Regions from separate parts of the Homo sapiens genome. Here region 1 is linked to region 2. Evidence: chromatin contacts called from ENCODE Hi-C or POLR2A ChIA-PET data. All regions are on one chromosome and are shown on one strand. Each heading gives the region's core, a stretch centred on a gene start or an enhancer-like site at or near the end of the contact. The rest is flanking DNA. Distances are from core to core; before and after follow the strand shown. Region 1 holds the start of LINC01347 (long intergenic non-protein coding RNA 1347). Region 2 overlaps SDCCAG8 (SHH signaling and ciliogenesis regulator SDCCAG8).

What was found. A loop is a pair of places that touch in the nucleus more often than their neighbours do. ChIA-PET counts read pairs that join two places held with the same protein, here RNA polymerase II (POLR2A). Pooled maps may share reads with other maps.
Region 1: a pooled map shows a loop between it and region 2 (4-fold over the local background). The contact joins the promoter of LINC01347 here to the enhancer-like site in region 2. A Hi-C loop is called at or near these places in 5 of 37 single-sample maps with no recorded cell type and 7 of 50 pooled maps. POLR2A ChIA-PET finds 5 or more read pairs at or near these places in 1 of 52 experiments (A673).

Annotation. Positions count from the first base shown.
Region 1 is chr1:243,099,527-243,104,945 of GRCh38, forward strand. It overlaps LINC01347 (long intergenic non-protein coding RNA 1347), which reads right to left and starts at 2,218. Exons shown (of 18, transcript NR_029401.1): 1 at 1,860-2,218.
Region 2 is chr1:243,310,132-243,316,230 of GRCh38, forward strand. The region is part of intron 8 of SDCCAG8 (SHH signaling and ciliogenesis regulator SDCCAG8); the gene reads left to right. Among named protein-coding and RNA genes, the nearest start is that of MIR4677, 33 kb to the right of the region's middle. Within about 2 kb of position 3,305, at least 5 of the 41 ENCODE cell types and tissues checked have a DNase peak (open chromatin) inside an H3K27ac peak, as active enhancers do.

The sequences.
Region 1 (5,419 bases), core at 968-3,467, 210 kb before region 2:
ACATGTTGTAACCCCATCTCTACTAAAAATATATTTAAAAAATTAGCTGGGCGTGGTGGTGGGCACCTGTAATCCCAGCTTCTCAGGAGGCTGAGGCAGGAGAATCACTTGAACCTGGGAGGTGGAGGTTGCAGTGAGTGGAGATCACGCCACTGCACTCTAGCCTGGGTGACAATAGAAAGACTCCATCTCAAAAACAAAACAAAACAAAACAAAAAACCACTAAAAGAAAGACTCCATTTCAAAAACAAAACTAAAACCAAAAACACAACACAAATGTAGTATACAAATGAAAATAATTACTGTGTTAAACACAGTTTCATAGAAAATAAAAGACCAATCAAATACAATAAGCTGCCTTTTTAGATGGGTGTTATTCTTCTTTCACAGCTAAAGAAACGGGCTCAGAGAATGTTATTTGATTGGACCGTGTTGCATCTCTGGACAGTGCAGCTGAGATCAGACTTTGTGTGTAACTCCACTAGCCTACCAGGGTGCCTCTCATAAAGGTAAGAAATGTAAATTTGGGCTAATATACAAAGTTGCCAGGGCAGCACTGGGTCAATTCTACATACAGTACTTCTATGTTCATCAAGGGAAACCTTAAGGGAAAGTGAAAATGCTTCTAGAAGGCGACTGGACACCAGCGCCTTTGCTTGTTGCCTTTGGGCTCTTCTTCTAAGGCCAACAGTGACCTGAGATTATTGACTGGCTTTTCCAATCAAGTGGACAAAATGGTACCAAGGTCGCCAACATCAAACAAATTCACTTGAGGGCCTTATCTATGTCCTTTGAAAGACAAAACTGCTTTTGTAAAGGACACTGTATTTCAGAAAAACATAATCATATTAACAAATAATAACACTGTAAAATGCTGATGTATTGAATGCTACTTTAGAAAAACATGCTCAAATCTAGGGAAAAAATTTGATACAAAACTCCGTATCAATTATCTAGCTAGCTAGCTAGCTAGCTAGCTAGAGACATGCTTTCATTCTATTGCTCAGGATGGGAAGCAGTGGGATTATCATAGCTCACTGCAGCCTTGAGCTCCTGGCCTCAAGTGATCCTCCTGCCTCAGCCTCCTAACTAGCTAGGGCCACAGGTGGACACAGTTATGCCTGGGTTTTTGTTTGTTTGTTTTGTAGAGACAGGGTGTCACTACATTGCCCAGGCTGGTGTCAAACTTTGGAGTCTCGCTGTGTCGCCCAGGCTGGGGTGCAGTGGTGCGATCTCGGCCCAATGCAACCTCCGCCTCCCGGGTTCAAGTAATTCTCCTTTATCAGCCTCCTAAGTAGCTGGGACTACAGGCATGCGCCACCACGGCCGGCTAATTTTTGTATTTTTTGTAGAGACTGGGTTTCACCATGGCCAGGCTGGTCTCCAACTCCTGACCTCAGGTGATCCACCCGCCTCGGCCTCCCAAAGTGTTGGGATTACAGGTGTCAGCCACTGAGCCTGGCGGAGCACTTTCTTATGTTATTAAGTAGCCTAACCCAGGTGGGGCGCTGTCCCTCACACCTGTAATCCCGACAACTCTGATGGCCAAGGTGAGAAGATCGCCTCAACTCAGGAGTTCGAAACTGGCCCGGGCAACATAGCGAGCCCCCACCCCACCCCATCTCTAGAAAAAAAATACAAAAATTAGGCCAGGTGCACACCGCGCCCGGCTAATTTTTGTATCTTCTGTAGAGACGGGGTTTCGTCATGTTGCCCAGGCTGGTCTCGAACTCCTGAGCCCAAGCCATCCATCCTCCCGCCTCGGCCTCCCAAAGTGCTGGGATTACAGTAGGGCCCAGCCAGCCTCATGTTTTATTGCACACCTGGATAGTTTTTTAATTTTTTTACACAGGGTTTACCTCAATCTCGCAGGCTGGAATGCTGTGGTGGGATCATAGCTCACTGGAGCCTTGAATCTTTGGGTTCAAGTAGCTGGGGGGCTGAGGTAGGACTACAGAGATGGGGTTGCGCCATGTTGCTAGGCTGCTCTTGGCCTGAAGGGTCCTCCCGCCTCGGCCGCGCCATAGTTTTCTATTTTTGACCAACATAAACACTGTGCTGGGTCTGAATTTTTCAGCTACCCTTCTTCAGCCGGCAACACACAGGACCTGGCGGGGAGGTCGCTCTCACCAGTCCCCACTCTGACGAGAAGACCGCCCAGCTCCAGGCACCGTAGCGCCCCAGTGACGTAGGCGAACACCCGCGCCTCTGACGTCGCCAAAGGCCCACCGCTATGGTGTCGGCGAAGGCGCGCCCTTGTGACGTCACGGAAGGCGCGCCCTTGTGACGTCACGGAAGGCGCGCCCTTGTGACGTCACGGAAGGCGCCCCTTGTGACGTCACGGAAGGCGCGCCCTTGTGACGTCACGGAAGCGCAAGAACCGCTTGAACCCGGGAGGCAGAGGTTGCAGTGAGCTGTGATCGCATCACTGCACTCCAGCCTGGGCCACACAGCAAGACTCTGTGTAAAAAAAATTATTTTAGGCCATCGAACTGTATACCTGAAATTAGCAAATTTTATTATATGTAAATTGTATCTCAATAAAGCTATTTTAAAATTATAAAACTTGGCTGGGCACGGTGGCTCACACCTGTAATCCCAGCACTTTGGGAGGAGAGGCAGGTCGATCACCTGAGGTCAGGAGTTTGAGACCAGCCTGGCCAACATGGTGAAACCCCTTCTCTACTAAAAAATACAAAAATTAGCTAGGCATGGTGGCGCTAGCCTGTAATCCCAGCTACTTGGGAGGCTGAGGCAGGAGAATGGCTTGAACCTGGGAGGCGGAGGTTGCAGAGAGCCGAGATGGCGCCACTGCACTCCAGCCTGGGCAACAGAGCGACACTCTGCCTCAAAAAAAAAAAAAAATTATAAAACTTAAAAAATAATGTTAATGATAACAGAAGTTTGAGAATCAGAGATAAATTGTGTAATGATTTTTAAAAAGGGGGCCCAATTTTTTTACGGTTCAGTTTCTAGAACAGGAGTTATTCACCTGTAAGTCATTTGACGAATAGAGAGATAATTTTTTAGCACTCTTTCCAATTACTAGCATGTGTTTTCTTTGTCCCAAATCATGTTTAACACATCATTTATACTAAAAATACTAATTAAAACAATTATGGCATACTTCTAATAATGTTAAAAGTGAGTAATAATACTTAACCTAAAAGGGTACATTTATAATACTACAGTTTCAAGTTTCAGAAAGCAGAGAGGGAAGGATATTTCAAGACTGGAATATTCCTGCCATTCCTTAAATCACATTCCTCAGCATCTATTCATTTAACAAATATTTATTAAAGACCTGCTACACTCCAAACTCTTTCTATATGCTTCTGATCCATCAATGAGCAGAAAACACAGATATGCATCAATTAGGTTAGTTTGCAGAATCTCAGTGGCTTCTAGCACAATAGTTCATTTCTGACCCATGAGACCTGACAATTACTGGTTAACTACAGCTCTGTGACAGATTGTCATCTTTCTAGGACCCAGCCTGATGGAGTAGCCATTATCTGCAACTCTGAATAAACACATTGTAGTTCAGTCACATTTTGGAATACTATTCAGCAATGAAAAGGAACAAGGTGTCATAAACTCAAAAATGGGTGAACTCAAAAATACTACTGCTAAGTGAAAGAAGTCAGATGCAAAAGGCATTATGGCAGGATAAAGAACATGGTAAACCACACGCTGGCTCCTGTAACTTCTGCCTACAAGTAACAATGCTTTTGCTTCTATGTCAGCAATCAGACCCAGTCACGTAGCCATGTCCAAGGCCAATGGGGTGGGGAAAGGATAATCCTCCTGAGAGGGTCAGAGTATGTATTTGAATAATAGCGCAGTTTACCGGTTACCTGTATATAGTAACATAGAAGGAAATAAGGGTTGTAGAAAAAAAGAATCGGGCGTGCAGGGTTGGAATGCAATGATACGGAGCAGGATGTGGTGTTAGACAGTTCTCAGTTCTTCAAACCCCGAGAAGACTTGAAGGAGGTGAGGGAGTTGGCTAAGCAAAATATGAGGAAAGAGCATTTGAAGAAGATGGAACATCTAGAGCAAAGACCTTGGAGTAAGCGTGCCTGAGATGCCGGAGGAGTGGTAAGGAAGCCGGGGTGGCTGGAGTAGATTAGAAGCACGTAGTAGCTACTCCTCCTACTGGAGGTCATCACAGCAATGGGGTGGGACAAACAAAGAGGACTTTGTCATCGTTGTAAGAACTTTAGTTTTTACACTGAGTGAAATGAGCTAGTACAGGGTTCTGAGCAGAGACTTATTATCTAAGTCACCTGTTGAAAGATCACTCTGGGACGGGCGCAGTGGCTCACGCCTGTAAGCAATCCCAGCACTTCAGGAGGCCGAGGCAGGCAGATCACAAGGTCAAGAGATAGAGACCATCCTGGCCAACATGGTGAAAACCCATCTGTACTAAAACTACAGAAATTAGCTGAGTGCGGTGGCGTGCACCTGTAGTCCCAGCTACTCAGGAGACTGAGGCAGGAGAATCGCTTGAACCTGGGGGGTGGAGGTTGCAGTGAGCCAAGTTTGTGCCACTGCACTCCAGCCTGGCGACAGGTGAGACTCCATCTCAAAAACAAAACAAAACAAAACAAAACAAAAACACCTTGGGCTGTGTACGGTGGCTCACACCTGTAATCCCAACACTTTGGGAGGCCAAGGTGGGCAGATGCCTTGAGTCCAGGAGTTTGAGACCAGCCTAGCAACATGGCAAAACCCTACCTCTACAAAAACTACAAAATAAATAGCTGGGCATGCTGGTGCCTGCCTGTGGTTCCAGCTACTCCAGAGGCTGAGGTGGGAGGATCGTTTGAGACCGGGGAGGTGGAAGTTGCAGTGAGTAGAGATGGTGCCACTGCACTCCAGCCTGGGTGACAGAGGAAGACCCTGTCTAAAAAAAAAAGATAACTCTGGCTATTATATTGGGGACAAAGGGAAGAAGCAGGGAGACCAATTAGGAGGCCATTGCAAGAATCCATGCAAATGTCAACGGTGATTCAGACCAGGGTGACAGCTGTGAGGGTGGTGAGAAGTGGCCAAATTCTGGATATTTTTAAAGGTCAAGTTCATGGCATTTCATGACAAATCGAATGTGGGTGTGAGAGAAAAATAGAGACAACGATGACTGTAAGGATTTTGTTTGTTTGTTTATTTGCTTACTTGGGTAACTGAAAAAACAAAGTTGGCTTAAGGACCTGAAGACGTTTTTCAAAGAAGACACCAAAATGTCCCACAAGTACATGAAAAGATGCGGAACATCATGAACCATCAAGGAAATGCAAATCAATACCACAATGAGACAGCACCTTATACATGTCAGGATGGCTACTATAGAAGACAAGCCATGACAAGGGTTGGTAAGGATGTGGAGAAAAGTGAACACTTCTAAGCTGTTAGTGGA
Region 2 (6,099 bases), core at 2,055-4,554:
AATTACAAGTGTGAGCCACCACGCCCGGCCCGACTGGTAGTTTTTATGACCTATACTGCTTGGTTCTGTTTTTGTTAAGTATTTTAAGTATTCAATATGTTGTTAATTTATTCATATAGTCTCAATATAACTATTAAACATGTATTAACTATTTTCAGATACAACTAAAAAATGTAGTAAACATTTATTATATGTCAACGACTGTGCTAGGAGATTTAAGAACATCATTTTTAAAAATCTTCAAGCGTTCATGAGGTACATATTATTACCCCCGTTTTATAGCTAGGGAAATTGGGGTTCAGAGAAGTTAAAAATTTGCCTGTTTATATTTGAAAAACAAGAACAGAGCTGTACCTTACAAAAATAAATTCATGGTAGTTTAAAGGCTCAGATACAATTCAGACTATAAAAGCATTAGAAATAAATATAAAAAATATCTTATAATTGTGGGTTATAGTCCTAAGGATGACGTGAAAAGTGGAAGTCATAAGGGAAAAAAAGATACATTTGTTTCTATTAAAAAATAAATTCCCTTACAATAAAACATTACATATTCAGTTAAAAGGCTGAGAAAAAATATTTGCACTATACATGACAAAAGACCAATAGAATAAATTTCCTTTGAAACAAACAAAAAGGACAAGCTGCCTAGTTGCAAAGTAGGTAAAGAATAGAAATCAGTGAGCAATAAAAGAGGAAGATGTCAGCATATGAAAATGTATTTATTCTATTAGTATTTGAGGAAATACAATAAAAAAATTAAAGAACAACCCGTCAGACTGACAAAATAGAACAAGATTGATAATTTCAAGAGTTGGTGAGGTCATGAGTACACAAGTATTTTCACTCTGCTGGTGGGTTCATAAATTGGTGGAAATACTTTGGAAGTAAATTAGTCCTGTCCATTCATATTCAAATTGTGCACTTCACTTTTCAAAATCTACCCTCAAGAAAAAACTCAAGTACATGCATAATGGGGTATGTATAGGGAATGCTTTTTGCAGCATTGTTTATAATTATGTGAACAACCTAAATATCGTTCAAAGGAGAGTAACTAAACATGGTTTAGATAAACTATGTCATTTTGTGCATAGTATGAAAAACGGAAGTAGTTCTATGTGTATTAATGTTGGACCATCTCCAAAATATATTGTTGCAAGAAAACAAAACAAAATGGCTAAAGATAAATCTAGTATGAAACCTTTTGTATTTTTTAAGTCCATATACAACCATACTACATTTTTCCCCTTCGAGGTTCATAGATATGCACAGAAAAATATTTGAAAGTGTAAACACTAAATATTTAACAGAGATAACCACTAGAGAGGTGGACGAAGGCAATGAAATTGAAAGGGTGTCAAATAGGCCTTTAACAATATTGGTAACTAATTTTGCAAGGAGAATATAATTTAAAAATTAATTTTAGAAAGAGGAAAGCATATTAAAAGTTGCAAATAAAAAGAGGCAGAGCTTAAAACTAGGTAGTCTAGCAAAACTAATAAGCCAGGCATAGTGGCTCATGCCTGTAATCCCAGCACTTTGGGAGCCTGATGCAGGAGGATCACTTGAGGCCAGGTGTTTGAGACCAGTCTGGGCAACATAGGGAAACCCTGTCTCTACAAAAAATTTAAAAATTAAAAAAAAAAACTCAGCCAAGAAATAACAAGTTATTATGTTGCCTTTTATATTATCCTTCTAGATTATGAAAAAATATTTTTAAAGGAAGCTATAATGTTTTGGTTACTTCCAAGCCTGGCAGTCATTCAGAAATTAAGATTCTTGATCAGTTATGTATTCCTTTGTCTCTATCCTAAATTTGAGCTCTTAGCCTCTTAAAGTAAATGTCAACCTACTTAGTTCAATTTTCTGCCTTGTCAGCATATCATTGTCTCATGTTCTGCATTAATGACAGAAAGGATATTAAACCTATTAACACTGAGCGGATTCTGCTTTTATTGTCAATGAATTCTTCTTCTGTATCATTCTCTTGGCCTAACTTAACTAATGCAGAGTGCTGAATATTGAGTGCTATGCTAACTTTGAAGAGTGTCCAGCACCTTTTGGGTTTGGATTTCTAGTTTTATGTATAGTTAGAAGCCTGCCCCCTCCATAAGCTGTTATCATATTACCTGAATGACTTTAACATGGAATGTTTAAAAATGATACCTTAAATATGATAAATCAAAAGTTTCCTTGTAAATGTGGTATTGTGACAGCAGCTTTCAGCTCCTTTGTTGCATCCTTTAGCATTTACTATTTTGAATATATATTCATGAAACAAGAATGGCTTGATGGCCAGGCATGGTGGCTCACACCTGTAATCCCAGCACTTTGGGAGGCTGAGGCAGGTGGATCAGTTGAGATCAGGAGTTTGAGACCAGCCTGGCCATCATGGTGAAACCCCATCTCTACTAAAAATACAAAAATAGCTGGATGTGTTGGTGCACGCCTGTAATCCCAGTTACCTGGGAGGCTGAGGCAGGAGAATTGCTTGAACCTGGGAGGCGGAGGTTGCAGTGAGCCAAGATTGCGCCACTGCACTTCAGCCTGGGCAACAGAGGAAGAACCTGTCTCCAAAAAAAAAAAAAAAAAAATAATGGCTTGTACAGTTGACAAGGAGGGGATCAGGCATGACTTGGAGACCAGGCCACCCATATGTTTCTGGTGGTTTCTTAGGACTCAAGGACTTTTTGGAGAATATACTTAACAACTATTGATGACATTGGATATATTTTTTATGTTGATTTGAAGTCTTCATATTGTTTCCGACCTTTCGCCTTTCACTTGGCCTCTTTATGCCATAAGGGAGGTAAGAGTAACAGTAACCTCTTTTTCTTGCTTAATGATCAAAGTACCTTCACATGGTAACCAAGATGGAACTGCTTAAATTCCTTTCTGTAGCTCACAGTACCTTGGAGAAGTTTATACTTTTCAAAAAAGAGAAAAGATTCCAAGGGTACTTTTCTGGGGCTTTAGTCCAGCTTGTGATTTTGGAGTGGATCATTGGCCTGCTCTGCATAGCTGGCTTTAAAAGACTACAGCAGGAACTTCCCAGAAATGAGGAACAAAGAAATGTTGTAGTCAGCCTTCTAGACTTTCTTTTTAAAAACGGTGTAGTAACACTTATTAGTGATACCTAATAATGCTTAAAATTAATAATAACTGGAGTAATTTAGAAATTATAAGACATTTCTTAGCCACTCCACATTTCAAGGTGGAGCTCATGCATATACATTAGACCAACTCTTTTGCTTAAACACTTGGCTGAGATTGTTAAGGGACTTTCTCAGTCCTTTTGGCCCTGATTGCTGCGCTAAGTTTCTTAAATATTACATGCTCATTAGTGCGTGTAAGTACATGCTTTTCACCCCAGAACACTCATGATCTTTACGTCATCTTTCTGCCTCAGCTGCTCTTTCATCTGGATCATGGAATGTTGCAGGGTTAACACAGTGTTGCTGGCTTTGCGTCAAGAAGCTCCTTGATTACATTCATCAACACATTCACATGGTGTTTCCAAGCACTCATAGAACATTTGCCATGGAGGATGGTAATTTGGAGAACTGCCCTTTCACTCTCACATTGATATGCCACATGTGTCTGTACAGCTTCCCATTGTGAGAGCCTCATTCAGGTGTGGCTCTGGGCTGGACCTGTGGATTGCGGGATCTAGAGCAGGACTGTAGCTAACTGGGCAGTTACCCTGGGTGGCTGGAATCGGCTGTTTCTGAAAGGCAGATTATATAAGTAGCACTGTTAGTCCCAGGGGATAAGTGGGCTAAAAAATGAAAGCTCAGACAAGATGAAGCCAGATGGCCACAGGAATGGAGTAGGAAGCAAGGCCTTGTGTTGAGGAGAGGGGACTGCCAGCCCAGAGCTCTTTCTAAAAAAATTATTTGTGGGGTTGCTTGCTGCTATTTGTTATGTGGACTGGCTGAGTCAAAACAAAACCAAACCAAAACCAAGATTTAGTAACACCTGAGTGAATGAGTAGATAATCCTAAATTGCCAAAATGACTACCTACCTGCAAGCTTCCCAGGTGGGCTCAAAGCTACCTTGAAGCATGCGTTGCATTTGCCTTACAGAAAGGAGGAGTGTGTCAGCCCAGTGGTTACGTGGAGTTTGAGTGTAATCGTTTTGTGGTCTCACTGTTGAATGATGGGCCTAACAAGACATCTGTATATTGGAGTTTTATCTTTGATAATTTTCTGTGGTTCCATAGTCTAAATTTGGTGAGTTAATATTCTGAAACACTTTTGAACCAGAACGACTGAACTCTAGTTTCTAATTCAAAATAGGTAATGTTTTCAGTTTAGATCATGAAATATTAGAACTGAGAGGGAGCTTTACCTCACCTCTTTTGACACCATCCTATAGCAGACTCTTTATTCATTTATTTGTTTTCTTGTTGTTTATTCTGTTGAGCATCTACTGTGTGACAAACACTACTCTTGACAAGAGGATATTCTGAAAATAGATAAAGTCTATTAAACGTAAGTTTCCCATAAGCAGCAAGTTTGTTAGATTTTTATCCTGTTGTGGATCTGTCTGTTTGCATACTTATAAACACTGAGCTTTTTTGATCATTCTTTTTTGAGATGGAGTCTTGCTCTGTCACCTAGGCTAGAGTGCAGTGGCACGATCTCAGCTCACTGCAACTTCCACCTCCCAGGTTCAAGCAATTCTTGTGCCTCAGCCTCCCAAGTAGCTGGGACTACAGGTGCGCACTACCACACCCAGCTAATTTTTGTATTTTTAATAGAGACAGAGTTTCAGCATGTTGGTCAGGCTGGTCTGGAACTCCTGACCTCAAGTGATCCGCCCACCTCGGCCTCCCAAAGTGTTGGAATTACAGGCGTGAGCCACTGCGCCTGGCCTTTTTTGTTCATTCTTTTTCCTTGGAACTTTGGCTTTGGTGACTGCATGGTATCAGGAACAGATAAGAATCTCATTGAATAGTTACTTTTGCTCTTCATTAAGTCTTAGTGATTTAAGAAAGGTGACTGTAAGATGCCTATATTGACTTGCTGTCCTTAAAGAGTGAATTTTTCTTTTCTTTTAGAATCATAGATCCTAACTGGATTGCATATCCTTGATAAAGCTAGACCCCTTTTACGTTATAGAACTTTTATGGAAATGCAAATAGACACATATTCAATTTTGCTGGTGTTTATTTTTTTACTTAACTAGGATAATTTAATCTTGCCTTGATTCTTCCACTTTTTTACATAGTAATTGTGTTTGATTATATTCGATTAAAACAATTTACTTCTTTTTTCATTTCCTTGGAAGAAAAATTATTTTTATCAATTTAAAACAAATCAGGAAATTCTAAAGTGAAGATCACTCTGCTTCCATGAATTTTATATTTGCAGCAACTTATTCTTTTTTAAACAAAAAGGGCTTTTATGAAACTGCTAATAATTGTAACTTTGTTCAGTATTACATGTTTCTTCAAATGTGGCTGCTTTCCAAATACCACAAATAGTTTATTTTACCTTTAAGAGATGTTTTAAATTGAATCATTGGTTAATTCTGAAAGTAATTCAAGCAGAGTTTATAATCCTCTACACTATGACTCTTTAAAACTTGCTAATTAAAAAAAAATCATAGTTGGCCCTTTTCTCATAGTTTAGACCTTGGCAATGAAAAGGAAACTGCAAGCATTTATTTCAAATGAATTTGAAACCGTGGTTTAGTCTTCAACTCTTTAACAAAACAGGGAACACCATATGTAACAGTCCAGCATACATTTTTTGCTTTTTATGTCTTGAAAGTTTCCTGCCTCACTTTCTCTTTGTCTACTGGATATTTTTATTCAGTTGATAAATTGCAAATATCCTAGAATATTTTATATGGGACTTATTTAATCAATGAGATTGTATCCTTGCTATTTTACATGCCAGAGCATTTTGGCATTTGGTTCACTTCTACTCCCAATAAACAGCTTAGGATAGAGTACTTCTGAGAATTGCTGAAGAAGGGTGGGTCTTGGCAATGATCAAACCCAGTGGGATAAGATTGTGTTAAATTGTGAATGTTATATGCATAGCCAGGAGATTGGAGGAGTTCAACAGTACTAATCATTGAGCAACAAC